Linked DNA regions of Homo sapiens: region 1 is linked to region 2. The links are chromatin contacts, found by Hi-C or POLR2A ChIA-PET in ENCODE. All regions are on one chromosome and are shown on one strand. Each heading gives the region's core, a stretch centred on a gene start or an enhancer-like site at or near the end of the contact. The rest is flanking DNA. Distances are from core to core; before and after follow the strand shown.

Region 1 (4,275 bases), core at 1,599-4,098, 43 kb after region 2:
GTTACGCTTTCTGAATTGCAGCAAATACATTTTAATTCAAAACTCCTTGCACGTGACCAGTATAAAATACCCATGACTGAGGCAATGTTTCACATTTCCACAGGGTCATTCTTCAGTAGTTGATGAAGGCACAAAAATGCACTATGTTGGATCATTAGATCTGTGGAGCCCACAGAGCCCTCCACACCTTGCCACAAATCAGAATACAAATTTGTCTGATCAGCTAGGCATGGCTCATGCCTGGAATCCCAGCACTTTGGAAGGCTGAGGCAGGAGGATTGCTTGAGTCCAGGAGTTCAAGACCAGCCTGGGCAACGTAGTGGTACCTCCTCTCTACAAAAAATAAACATTAGCCAGGAATGGTGGTGCGTGCCTATAGTCCCAGCTACTCGAGAGGCTGAAGTGAGAGGCTCTCTTAAGCATGGGAGATCGAGGCTGCAGTGAGCCGTGATCACACCACTACACTCCAGCCTAGGCAACAGAGCAAGACCCTGTCTCAAAAAACAACAACAACAAATTCTTCTGATCACATTGGCAAGATTCTGCAGCTTAAAAGTTGCATGGTTTATTCATTTCAATGAACTACAATTTTTGTTCCAATACAAACATCTCAGTAAAGCCACTGATGATCAGAACCTAAAACTACAGCTAACTGAAACCTGACTCCAATGTTGGTGGTTTTTAACAGCTGTGTATGTGGAAGCTGTGTAGCAAGTAGAAACTCATTTGCAGCAGACACAAAGGGCTGCTACTGCCATGGCCATGACTCATCTCGATTCATAAATGTAGACGTGGCTCTTAGGCACTTTAGATTGAGATACAAGTTGATTTTTTAAAAATATTTATGTCGAGCTAAGGTAAAAACATTTTTAGCATCAGAGCATAAAACAAATAACAATTTAAGATAAGCATGAGGGGCCAGGCGCGGTGGCTCATGCCTGTAATCCCAGCACTTTGGAAGGCCGAGGTGGGCAGATTACGATGCCGGGAGTTCGAGACCAGCCTGACCAACATGGTGAAACCCTGTCTCTACTACAAATGCAAAAATTAGCCAGGCATGGTGACATGCGCCTGTAATCCCAGCTACTCAGGAGGCTGAGGCAGGAGAATCGCTTGAACCTGAGAGGCAGAGGTTGCAGTGAGCCGAGATTGCGCCATTGCACTCCAGCCTGGGTGACAGAGCGAGACTCCATTGCGCGCACGCGCACGCACACGCGCACACACACACACACACACACAAAAGATAAGCATGACGGATCTCTGGCTTTATCATGATTATCTTTATTGAAAGGGTCCAAGGAGAATAACAAAGATTTCAAAAAGTTCGCTGTGTCTCTTCCAGCATCGCACCACTGGACAGTCTGGGGGCACCCGTGATTGTCATTGAGGTGCTTTTTGTTTATTTGTGGGTTCAGAAATTAGCTCATAATCCATGCTGGGCTGGTTAGGATTGGCCTCAGTGTGATGATGGTTAACCCACTGACCATTACATTCAGAGCCTCCTGCTTGTCAAGGCCACAGCCATTGCCATTGACTCCTTCAAGTTCCTTCTGCTCTCCCGGTTGCCCCTGCTCCTCTCCAGGCTGCCATGGGTGTAAATAGTTGCTCATAAGTCTTGTGGGCTGAGTCCTGGGCTTTATTATTTGACTATTTAGTGAGCCTTTTCCAGGTGCTAGTTGTTGAAGAGAATATAAAAGAAATGGGAAACCTTTGCTCCCCCAGGGAATGCAGTCCAGCCAGGGAACAAATGTAGCACACACAAGGCAATCAAGTCTCAGGAGAAGGCTGTGCGGGAGGAAGTGGCCATGTGGGCCAGGAAAGCCAGGGCGGGGGAAGAAAGGGGCCGCCTGGGAGGCTGAGGACCTCATCAGGAAGGAGATGGGGCAGCAGCTGGATCCAGAGGATGGGGGTGGTTTGGCTGGGCAGAGAGCAGAGCGGACACTTACTGTTTGTAGCTGTTACTGAAATGTCATGCGTGCTTGTCTTATCTCCCAGCTGGATTGCACACTCCTTGGGGTAGTGACCTTTCCCTTGGTAATCCGCACAGAGCCATGCATACAGTAGGAGAATAATACACCTCTGCGAAATGAGGTCGTTCTGAAAGTGTTCAGAAATAAAGTCAGGAAGTTAATTCGCAGTTATTGAAACTGCTAATATTGGTAATGAGACATCTTTTGAAAATCACTGTTATTCTCTTCTGAACATCTCAATGCATATATTCATGATAAAGCTTGACTGGTTATCTTAAATTGTTAATTGTTTCATGCTGTGATGTTGACAAGGTTTTTTCTTAAACCCAACATGAGGAATGTTTAAAAAACAAACTTTTATCTCAGCCTAAAGTGCATAAGAGCCACTTCTACAAAGCAGGGAGTGTGATTTGCAAAACATGGCCTAGAGGAACTGGCATTTTGTTTTGTTTTGTTATGTTTTGTTTAATAATTAGGAGATGAGATCATTGAACTTGGAAGCCTGATAGCAATGGGAAGCCGACTCTGGACTGCAGATGTAGAAGATCCACTGGGTGGGATTTGTCCATGTGCATAGTGTGCAGTGAGGCTGCAGTGTAGGTAGTGACGGGGCTCCCTGTCCCCACCTGCTCCCCTGGACCCAGGAACTAGAGGTGAAACTAAGAAAGGAAATTATGGCAAAGAGAAAGACTGCATGTGGAAGGCAAGGAGTATCTTCACACAAATGCGTTTTCCCTATTTTTTTTTTGTCTTCCAAAGAAAAAATGAGAGCAAACCCAGTTCCCAGATAAAAGAATCAGAATACCCTCCCACACACCTGCCCTCATGTGACTGAGGCACTTGGCCAGTTCATAAACAAGCCATGGTGATGACCTATAACAGACGCGTCCTGACCTGGCAGACCGCAGGGGACGTGAAGAAGCTTGGCCTGAAATATTCTGACGTGTCCCAGCCTCACACTCACATAGTTCCTGGGCACCCAGAAAGATGGGGCCTAGGAATACTCTTATTGAGAATCTGGCATGAATGAATCACACCAAAGACTGCCAGCTAAGTGAGAGATTTACAGTCTCCAGCCTTGAGTTCTGAGTGTTTTCAGATGTGGACAGGGTCTGAGACTCTCACGTGACAAGCCATGGGCCCTATGCCGAGGCAGACTCCTGCTCTGTGCTGCTCCTAGGGAACCACGGCAGCTTCGAAATGCATTCTAATCTGCCCTCTTATTGTGACAGTTTATATTGTACTTAGAACCTAAAATTAAGACTCTAAACTGAGAAGAGTAACAGGCTCTCCAGTAGCCACTGTGGATTTGCATGCAAAGTGCAGACTGACATTTGAAACTCTTCACTTTTTACCCGCCACTCATCTTTCCAACCTTGTCACCCAGATCATCTGAGTGGTCTCCGTCCCTGAATCCCTGCATGCACTTTTGCTTTCTGTCCTTCCCTCTCCCTCAGTTCACTCCCACCAGCCATGATTTGAATGTTTGCCCCTTCAAACCTCGGGTTGAAATTTAATTTCCATTGCAATGGTATTGGAAGGTGGGACCTTTAAGAAGTGTTTGGGTCATGAAGGCTTTGTTTTTCTTATTGTGGGAATGGGTTTGTTATCCTGGGAGGGGAGGGGGTTGACCCCTCTTGCTGCCTCTCCCTCTCCCCCTTTCTGCCCTTCCTCTATGTGATGCCTTCTGTCGTGTTATGACAGAGCAAGAAGGCCCTTGCCAGATGCTAGCAGTTTGATCTTGGGCTTTCCAGCTTCCAGAACTGTCAGCCAATAAATTGCTGCTCATTGTAAATTACCCAGTCTATGCTATTCTGTTATAGCAACATAAAACAGATTAACACACCACCCTTTCTGTCTAGTGACATCTCATTTGTCTCTCAAGGCCCTACTCAAATGCTACCTTGTGCTTGAAACTATCTGTTTAATCAGCCTCCCTTAGAGTGATCCTTCCTTCTCCTCCCAGAAAGGCCCACATATATTGCTTTAGAACAATCATGTTTGGTAAAATGAATAATCTACCAATTTTAGCTTGATGACCCATCGCTCAATGTAATTTATTAAGCTCACTTTGCCACATCAGGTACAGATTTAGACACTAAGAGGAACAGAGATGCAAAGAAAACCAATGAGCTAACAGAACACTGGACTCTAGTTTGCACACTGATGTGCAGTATTTCTAATGTACCCATAAACATATTATTATGCAACATTTATACAAAGGTTTAAATTTCATATCAATAATTATTCTCTTTAATATAGAAGTATAGTATTATATGTATAATAAATATTTAAACATACTGTA
Region 2 (4,120 bases), core at 1,148-3,647:
TAAGGTACATAAGATGTTTCAATACATATAATGTATAGTGATCAAATCAGGGTAATTAGCATATATGTCATCTCAAATGTTTATCATTTATTATATATTTGTGTTGGAAACATTCAACATCCTCCTTTTAGCTATTTGACACTATTCACTATACTACTGTTGACATTCTACAGTGGTGTAGAACACTAGAACTATTCCTCTTTTCAAGCTGTAATTTGTAGCCTTTAACAACTCTCTCCCTATCCCTCCCTTCCTGGGACCCTTCTCAGCCTCTAGTATCTTCTGTTTACTTTTTACTTCTTGAGATCAACTTCTTTTAGCTGCCACCTATGAGTGAGAACATACAGTGTTAATCTTTCTGCTCCTGGCTTGTTTAACATAATGTACTCTAGCTTCATCCATGTTGCTGCAAATAATAGGATTTCATTATTTTTTATAGCTGAATAGTATTCCATGGTATGTATATGCCACATTTTCTTTATCCATTCATGTGTGGTCAGACAACTAGGTTGATTCCATGTCTTGGTTATTGTGAACAGAGCTGCAATAAACCCGGGGCTGCAGATGACTCTGTGATATAATGATTTCCATTCTGTTGGATAAATGCCCCGTAGTGAGATTGCTGGATCATATGGTACTTCTATTTGTAGTTTTTTGAGGAACCTCCATACTGTTCTCCAGAGAGATTGTACTAGTTTAAATTCCCACCAACTGTGTAGAAAAGTTCCCTTTTTTTCTGCATCCTCACCAGCATGTGTTATTTTTTGTCTTTCTGATAATAGCCATCCTAACTGGGGTGAGCTAATACCTCATAGTGGTTTTGATTTCCATTTCGCTGATGATTAGTGATATTGAGCACATTTTCATATATTTGTTGGACATTTGTATGACTTCTTTTGAGAAATGTCTGCTCAGATCATTTGCCCGTATTTTAACTGCATTGGTTTTTTGCTGTTGAGATGTTTGAGTTCCTTGTATATTCTGGATACTACTCCCCTGTCCAATTAGTAGTTTACACAACACTAGGCACCATACCAGGTTCTTTACACAGGTTATTTCATTTACTCCTCACTCCAACCCTATGAGGGAGGTGCTATTGCTACTACTCTCATTTTACCCACAGAGAGTTCAGCAGAGGTTCATAACTTCCCCAAAGTCACACAGCTTTTGTGGCAGATGGAGCAGGGTTGGATGCCAGAGCCAGGCCCTCTAGCCCCACGCCTCGCTGCTGCAGGAGCCCGCCCATCTGCAGTCACTGCCACAGGCATCAATGGTAGTACCCAGATTAAGGATTTATTGAGCACCTACTGTATTCACAGAACTCTGATCAGTCTGAAAGCCCAAGCAATGAAGCAAACAAAGCCAAGGAATGATAGAAATCACAGAGTTCAAACCAGAGTCTAGGGCCTGAAGTGCACAGCATGGGCCAGGTTAAAGTGAATGAAACATTCCTATTTTGATCCTTTTCATTATTTATCATTCATACCCATAAATACCTTTAAGGGGATTAGTTTTAGTTGCAAAGTGAACAACAAGTAGGCAACAAATTAGCTCTTCCAACATTTTCTTCTCCTGAAAAGGCTCTTTGAAAGCCCTGTTTTGCAGAAACTTGCTCCTTTTGCATGACGGGTAAATCGTAGGAGACCTGGTAGATTATGCTACAAACTTAATGTGGAAAGGTTGCTTCATCCAAGATCCTGGAGTTTTCGTAGACATTGTCCTGATACTTCCCCTTGGGCAATACCAGCGCCTGCAGGCAACAGCTCTGACGCACTTAAGACTTAAATACTACCCACAGAAGTGCTGGCTTGGCTGGGAAAACCTTTTGCTAAATAGAAGAACAACATTTTTTTTTCTTTTCTGGAATTTGCAAACAGCATTTATTCTCAGCCTTGCCTTCCAAACGTTCCAATTGGACATTGCTGGGCAGCGTGGAAGCAGAAGCGAACGTCACCCAGGCCGGCAGGGGGCGGCACACCCCACACTTCGCTGCGCGCCCTCGCCTCCTTGGGAGGGAGTGTCCAGCTCCCAAAACCTGTCGTGGGTTTTGTCCCAAGTGACTTCAGCCAGCAGATGGTTCAAGTCCTGAGGCTGCAAAATTCGGGGTGGAAGGAGTGGGGCGTAAGGCTGAGAGTGGGGAGAGCAATCCAGGGGCGCCAGGGTGGGAGCCGCAGCGGGCCCGCGGCCGCCCGGAGGACACTGATGCTTCTGGAGCTCGCGAAGGGTCCCCCGCGGGAGAGGAACAAGGCCGCTTGCGCTCCGCAGAGGCGCAGGCACGGGGCTGGGGCCCGGGGCGGGGGCGCGGGTGGGCGGACCCCTCCCGCAAGCCCATGATGGCCAGGCCAAGGCCGCTGGGAAAGGCAGGACGCTCGCCCATGCGCTGCCAGCTGGGCTTTTCTCCTTCGCCCGCCCTGTGTTCCAGGGCGCGACCCCGTTCGGTCCAGCCGCTGGCTCCGGGGCTGAACCCCAGGTAGGTGGGTCGGAGCCCCTGAGAGAACTGGGGCTTGAGGGCGTTTCTGCTTCCAAGCGCAAGCACGGGGAGCCCTGATGCTCCAGCCCCTGGACACTGGATTGGAAACTGGCAAGGGTAGGAGATGTTTTGCAGGAGGCCGCCCTCTGTCTTCCTCTGTTCTAACACCTGCTGGACACAGGGAATCCTGATACCTGTATTTTTTACCAGAAAAAAATTCTAACAGCAGAAAAGTCAATGTGATGGGTTACGCCTCCTTAACGTGCCCCATTTGACCTTGTAAGCTTCCTTCCACAGGCTGACCTTGTTTTGTGCAATCAGTGTGATCTTTTGTCAGCTATGCAAAACAGTTTTTGTTTACTGAATCTGGTTTAAAAGGCAAGAAGTTGCTTCCCATAGGGCACTTTGATCCTTGGTGTAGGGCACTTTGATCCTCGGTGGAAAGGGATGTGTATGCCTTGAAACATGGAGAGTCACATGCGATGCTTGGTTTTGTGTAGAACTAACATGAGATAATCTTTTCACTGGTTTTCAGAATTGTGGAGAATTCACTTAGGAAAATAAGCATGTGTATCAATGGATGACTAATATGGACATGTACTTTAACTGATTTCACAGAAGCAGTGCTCCTGATATTTTGAGACACTAATTTTATTTGGTTCTTCTTTACCATATGATCAATTAGCTGCTTACCTCATAAGTTACAGAGGGAGAAGGTACTTCCTGTTTTCTCTTTATATCTCTTGTCCCTTATTTAAAGAAGCAATAGGGCACGTGCAGTGCCTCACTCCTGTAATCCCAGCACTTTGGGAGGCCAAGACAGGAGAACTGCTTGAGCACAGGAGTTCAAGACCAGTCTGGGCAACATGGCAAGACCTCATCTCTACAAAAAATACCAAAAAAATTATCCGGGTGTGGTGGCCGCACGCCTGTAGCCCCAGCTACTCGGGAGCTGAGGTAGGAGGATGATTGAGCCCAGGAGGACAAGGCTGCAGTGAGCCAAGATTGCACCACTGCACTACAGCCTGGGCAGCAGAGCGAGAGCTTGTGCCAAAAAAAAAAATATTTTTTAAAAAAAGAAGTAATAAAGGAGAAATCTTTTTGCTACGTTTAACTTATCCTCCACTATTCTAAAGTTTAAGCTTCAATAATTTATAAGTACAGTGACATTAACACTTTAAAGTTAGCTGATATGCTGATATGCTTAAAAACTGGAAAATATTTCAATTTTAAAAAATTCTAGGTGGGGTATGGTGGCTCATGCCTGTAATCCCAGCACTTTGGGAGGCTGAGGTGGGTAGATCACTAGGTCAGGAGTTCGAGACCAGCCTAACTAACATGGTGAAACCCCATCTCTACTAAAAATACAAAAATTAGCTGGGCATGGTGGCACGCACCTGTAATCCCAGCTACTCAGCAGGTTGAGGCAGAGGAATCGCTCGAACCTGGGAGGCGGAGGTTGTAGTGAGCTGAGATCATGCCGCTGCACTCCAGCCTGGGTGACAGAGACTCGGTCTCAAAAAAAAAAAATTCTATTCCATCTAGTAATTGACGCATATGATACATATGCATACATGTGTAAAAGTGTATATCTATTCATATGTATATGAAATAGGTATATTATACATTGTACTGAGTTTATACTTTTAT

Evidence for each region. Hi-C counts contacts between places; a loop is a spot of excess contacts on that map. ChIA-PET counts read pairs that join two places held with the same protein, here RNA polymerase II (POLR2A). Pooled maps may share reads with other maps.
Region 1: a map of IMR-90 shows a loop between it and region 2 (5-fold over the local background). The contact joins two enhancer-like sites. A Hi-C loop is called at or near these places in 10 of 168 maps with a recorded cell type or tissue (IMR-90, Right ventricle myocardium inferior, adrenal gland and 5 more) and 6 of 50 pooled maps. POLR2A ChIA-PET finds 5 or more read pairs at or near these places in 5 of 52 experiments (BJ, HEK293, K562 and 2 more).

The regions. Positions count from the first base shown.
Region 1 is chr6:160,971,588-160,975,862 of GRCh38, forward strand. All of the region lies in intron 5 of LOC102724087 (a long non-coding RNA gene), which reads left to right. Among named protein-coding and RNA genes, the nearest start is that of MAP3K4, 18 kb to the right of the region's middle. RefSeq lists an enhancer at 4,236-4,275. Within about 2 kb of position 2,849, at least 13 of the 41 ENCODE cell types and tissues checked have a DNase peak (open chromatin) inside an H3K27ac peak, as active enhancers do.
Region 2 is chr6:160,928,899-160,933,018 of GRCh38, forward strand. All of the region lies in intron 3 of LOC102724087 (a long non-coding RNA gene), which reads left to right. Among named protein-coding and RNA genes, the nearest start is that of MAP3K4, 61 kb to the right of the region's middle. RefSeq lists an enhancer at 1,819-2,113. Within about 2 kb of position 2,398, at least 4 of the 41 ENCODE cell types and tissues checked have a DNase peak (open chromatin) inside an H3K27ac peak, as active enhancers do.